Linked DNA regions of Homo sapiens: region 2 is linked to region 1. A link is an interaction called in ENCODE POLR2A ChIA-PET data of the cell type or tissue named here. Cell type or tissue: A673. All regions are shown on one strand. Region 1 overlaps PLXNB2 (plexin B2). Region 2 overlaps PPP6R2 (protein phosphatase 6 regulatory subunit 2).

Region 1 (2,500 bases):
TCTGCTGCTCCGTAGCCAGGGGAAGTGTTTCTCCCGAGCCTCGGCTTTGGGTGAAGCTGCATTTACTGGCACAGCCGCCCTCCACCTGCCCGTGGCAACCCCCCGTTCTGATTGCCCGCACGCTTCCTGAAATCTCTTGAGGTGTAACCAAGACGCAACCGACCGACAACATCTGAGCCACCCCAGGGCCCGCATGAGTGAGACAGCGCTGCACTGGCCTTCCTGCTCCCTGGGAGTGCACCCATTAGACAGGCAGCTCCTGCCCGGCACAGAACTCCCTCCCTGCACTGGGGGTTCAGTGCTCAGCTGCTGCCCAACCCCTGGAGCCCCCCAGGTGCCCACGAGCACAGCAGCCGCTGGGAGAGGTGACCACCCACAGGCTAGGGAGTTCCTGGCCGACTGGTGGCAGAGAGGCTGGGTAGGGCCATGGGACCCCAGGCTTCACCAGGATAGGGGTGATCAGCCAGGAAAAGATGCTGGCTTTAGTGAGAGACAGGAAGATTCTACAAGCCCACGGGAACCTCTGGGCATGATCCTGGTGGAGGGGGTTCTATGCCCAGCTCAGCCAGGGTCCCCCGCTGTGGCTCAGTGGCCTGTCCAGGGGAGAGGAGAGGAGGGCACAGGAGTCCCAGGCCTCCAGGAGAGGCCCGTAGGCTACAGCCACAGCCCATGGCCCTACCAGGGAGGAGCAGCGCCTGCCCGAAGGCTCCCCAACCCCCGCCGCGCCCCTCCCCTACCCACAGCCACCCGGGGGCAGGTCCCGCAGGCCCCCGCCTTCTAAGTGCACCCAGTGGCGCCAGCGGGGGCAGGCAACGTCCAGGCCCCTCGGCCCTGCGCCCAGGCCTGCTGCCCTCCCCTCCCAGCCCCGCTCACCCGGCCCAGCTCGCTCACCCGGCCCAGCTCGGTGGCAGTGGCAGAGGCAGCCTCAGCCAGGCGCAGCTCCCGGGAATGAATGGAATGCGCCCGCAGCTGGGAGGGGAATGCGGGGGCAGCGCGGGGGCGGGGCCCACGGTCCCCTCGGATCTGGCCCGGACCGTGGTGGGGCAGCCTGGGGAACCCTGCGGCGCCCCTAGCCCCAGGAAAAGCAATGGCTCTGGGCCCCCACAAGCCACCCCTCAGCCGTCCCCCAGCTTCCACCCAGGGAAGACACTCACCCACCCGCCAGGGCTGTAGGGGCCCCGGTACAGGAAGAAGGCTCTCCTGTCCCTGCCGGGGGCTGGCACACCCTAAGTGCTCAATAAACACCACCGTGTGCCACCAGGGAAAGCCTGACTCCCAGGGTCCTACAGGCCCAGGCTTTTCAGGGTGGCAGGCGCGGCTGGGGTGACACCCTACAGGTGGCAGCTGCCTTCTGGTTCCTGGACAAACAAGGCCTCAGGTGACCTGCCTGCCCAGGCCCAGGAGCAAAGGGCAACCCACCGGACCAGCAGCAAAGCTCCGGCGGCGCAGGAGGCGCCAGGCACAGCCAGCTACGCTTCCTGCTGCCTGTGTTCCTGGAACAGGAGGGAGGGCGGGCAGCAGGCACTTCCTGTTTTGAAGCCCTCCTGGGACCCCCACTTACGGGGCTGGCGGGGATTTCCTCGGGCCCTCTGGTGCCTTCCTCCTGGCTGAAGCTCGGAGGGGCACTTTCAAGAGGCCACAGCAACTCCGGCTGCTGCTGGGCAGGGAAGCTCCCCACTTCCATCCAGACCAGGCCACAGCAACTCCAGCTGCTGCTGCCCACAAAGCGTCTGCACAGGCACCCCCCCACCACACCCCCAACGCTCCAATTCCCAGCCCTGATGTCCCAGAACCCGGTGCCACAGTCTCACTGCAGACCACTCCACCTGAGCAAAAGCTTGGCCTGAGCAACAGCTTGGCCTCAGAGAACCATGGGAGCCTCACAGCGGCTCCATGGGCAGGGAAGCTCCCCACTTCCATCCAGGCCAGGCCATGGGAAGGGTGGCAGAGTGACAGGTACGGTTGAAACCTGGCTGGACAGAGCCTTGCAGACACCACATGGCAGTTCTAGATACCTCCGGCCTCCCTGTCCACATAGCCCCAGCCACCCACTGCCTTTCCCAGGTGGGGTACAGACCCCTCACCGAGGCTCCAGTGGTCCAGCTCAGTTTCTGCTCCAGGCCAGCATCGAGATTCTCTAGGAGGCAAAGGAGAGACGCCGGTCACAAGAGGAGCCCGGTCTGCTGTGGAGCCCCCCACCTCTGTCCCATGCTGGTGGGGCTTGGGGGAAGAAACATCCCACAGGACCCCATCTGGCCTTTGGCTTCCCTCTGGCCCCTGCACAGCCCCTTCCTCAGACACCTCCAGGGCTCCTGGCACTCCCCTCTGTCAGGGGCTTTCTGCCTGTTTAAACTAGGTATGGCTATTACTTTGCTTAAAATAAAAGTTGCTTTCTGAGGCCGGGTGCGGTGGCTCCCGCCTGTAATCCCAGCACTTTGGGAGGCCGAGGCGGGAGGATCACGAGGTCAGGAGATCAAGACCATCCTGGTGAACACAGTGA
Region 2 (2,500 bases), 69 kb after region 1:
AGCTATTTTTCCTTCAACAGTCTCAGCCCAGAGTATGCCCTGCTTGTCTTCCTTTGACCCAGGACCCAGAGTATGCCCTGCTCGTCTGCCTTTGACTCTTTGTTCTGGTACTTGTTTTCCCAGGATTATATTATTGACAACAAATATAGCATAGGTGCGCTGTCTGTCTTGTGGTGCGCGTAGGTGCGGACTAGGGCCTTGCTGTGGTGGGCCTTTGGTTTCCTGCAGTTGATTGTTTTTCTCTCTAGGCCCCTTGGAGGCATCTGGTATTAGTCACTGTCCTAGGGCAGTGGTGGCAGTCATGACTGTTCTCTGTCTTGGAGTCAACACTTTTACCTGCAGTGCACATGCAGCAGGCACTTGCCCAAGGTTCCAGAGCTGCTCAGTGATGGAAACTGGACTTTATGCCTGGACCTTTGTGGTCAGGGACTGCCCTGATGTGGCCAGGCCTCCCTGGCTCAAGAGGTTCTCTGGCTGCCTGGAGGGTCTGCATTGGGCTCCAGGAAGGGGAGGAGTCGGGGCTAGGGCCCTTAGCACTGGTGATGAGGAAGGTGCATCCTCATAATGCTGGCCATCTCTGTCCTTAACTGGGAGAGCTGCCATGGTTGCTAGTGTTGAGCAGATGGAGGTTTTCAGTTTTCACTTGAGCCTTCATCCTATGTAACAGCCAGGAGGATACTCTTCTGAGCCTGGCGTGGGCCTGACAGCCATCTCTCGGGGCTGTGTGTTAAAGTCACCTTTCTGAGACTTTGGTGGGAGACCAGCTGGGCCTCCGCTGCTGGGAGGAGAATTGCTACCTTGGGAGCTTGAAGACCTTGGAATGTGCAGCGACGTCAGCTCTTCTCAGCCCGTCGCTGAGTCCTTACTGTGTTCCCGTTGCAGAGCACGTGCTCTGCATGGAGGCCTCATGCCATCCTTAGTTGGTGGAAGGGCTCAAAGACAGGCAGGGTGCTAGGGACTGAATTGTGTCGTGTCCACCCCAGATTCCTATGTTGAAATCCTAAGTTCCATTTAGTGGTATTTGGAGGGAGGCCTTTAGGAGATAATTAGGTTCCGTGAGGTCACCAGGTGGGGCTCTCAAGATGGGACTGACACCCTCATACAAAGATACACCAGAGAGCTTGCTCTCACCCTCCCTGCTGTGAGGACACAGTGAGAAGGCAATGGTCTAAGGGCAGGGAAGACAGGCTTTCTCAGCAACCTAATTGGCCAGCACCTTGACCTTGGACTTCTAGGCCCCAGAACTGTGAGGAATAATTGTCTGCTGTTGAAGGTGTTGTATTCTGGCCGCCTAAGCATACGAAGACACCGGGTCAGTGGAGGGCAAGAAGGTGGCTGGCTCTCTGGCAGAGCAGTCATTGAAGACTGGCTCCTTAGCCACTGGTGGCCTGAGGATGTATTTAGCTTGTCCTGCATTTTATTGGCCCACATAGTGTTCAAAAGTTAATTATAAACATGAAGATGTGGGGATTTAAAAAAAATGTGGATTTTTGTCACTTCTTGTAGAAGCAGACATGTGCTGGTGCCCTGTGTCCTTGCACGGCTGTGATTGCTGGGGTGGGCCTGTCTCTGCTCCCTTCCATGCCCTCTTGTGCTGCAGCCTTCACTCTGCTGCTGTCTTTTCCGCCAGCTTCCTTCCTTACACTTAGCATCTTGCCTTGTTCTGCAGGCCTTTAAGTTGCAATCTGTGCTTTAGGATGTGGCAGGAGAATCAGCAGTCGGGTGACTGGGCACTTCTCCATTGCCACAGTTAAGAAAGGCTTTTACTTCAGAATTATAGTGCTCTAGTATGTTCATCTCTGAGTAGAGCAAGCTTCCTTTTTTTCCCTTTCATATTCCTGGTGTCTGGAGTTAGCCTAGGCCTGAGTGCTTCCAATGCTCATGCAAAGCTTTTTCCGGAGGAAGATTCTCCACCTTTTCACTGTGTTTCTTGGCTCTTCTTCTTGAGGGCATATGGTAGAGTCAGGAGCTGGCAACCTGCAGAATGGAGAAGCCAGCTCCGCTGTCCGCAGCTGCTGCTCATGAGCCTTTCAATCTCTCTCCTGCTTCTGCTCTTACGGACGGACCTGGAGTCCTACTAGAGCTGGGCTCATCTGACCATTCAGCGTGCTCCAGGGGGACTTGTTTCAGGATCCAGTCTCTGCTGTTTCCTCATCAATTTGGTTCCATTTACTTATTTTACTAGAAAATTTTAAAGTAAAGGGTGAAGAATAACCAAGACAAGTGTGAAAAAGAATAAGAAGGGAGTTGCTGTAACAGATTTTCAAACTTTTTTTTTTTTTTTTTGAGACGGAGTTTTTGCTCTTGTCGCCCAGGCTGGAGTACAGTGGCGCAATCTCGGCCCACTGCAACCTTTGCCTCCCGGGTTCAGGCGATTCTCCTGCCTAAGCCTCCCGAGTAGCTGGGATTACAGGCATGCACCACCACGTCTGGCTAGTTTTTTTGTATTTTTAGTAGAGACGGGGTTGCACCATGTTAACCAGGCTGGTCTCAAACTCCT

Evidence for each region. ChIA-PET counts read pairs that join two places held together with the same protein. Peaks named below come from ENCODE experiments on the same cell type or tissue, not always from the same donor. Only the 100,000 strongest peaks of a DNase experiment are listed, where the experiment ranks them.
Region 2: POLR2A ChIA-PET joins it to region 1 with 5 read pairs; 4 of 35 experiments call an interaction of 5 or more read pairs at or near these places.

The regions. Positions count from the first base shown.
Region 1 is chr22:50,292,642-50,295,141 of GRCh38, forward strand. It overlaps PLXNB2 (plexin B2), which reads right to left. Exons shown (of 37, transcript NM_012401.4): 2 at 2,078-2,137. Among named protein-coding and RNA genes, the nearest start is that of PLXNB2, 14 kb to the right of the region's middle. RefSeq lists an enhancer at 32-81. In A673, no CTCF peak of the experiment used is centred here; DNase peaks (open chromatin) are centred at 980, 1,200 and 1,530; H3K4me3 peaks cover 1,340 bases; H3K27ac peaks cover 2,500 bases.
Region 2 is chr22:50,361,625-50,364,124 of GRCh38, forward strand. All of the region lies in intron 1 of PPP6R2 (protein phosphatase 6 regulatory subunit 2), which reads left to right. Among named protein-coding and RNA genes, the nearest start is that of PPP6R2, 20 kb to the left of the region's middle. In A673, no CTCF peak of the experiment used is centred here; no DNase peak of the experiment used is centred here.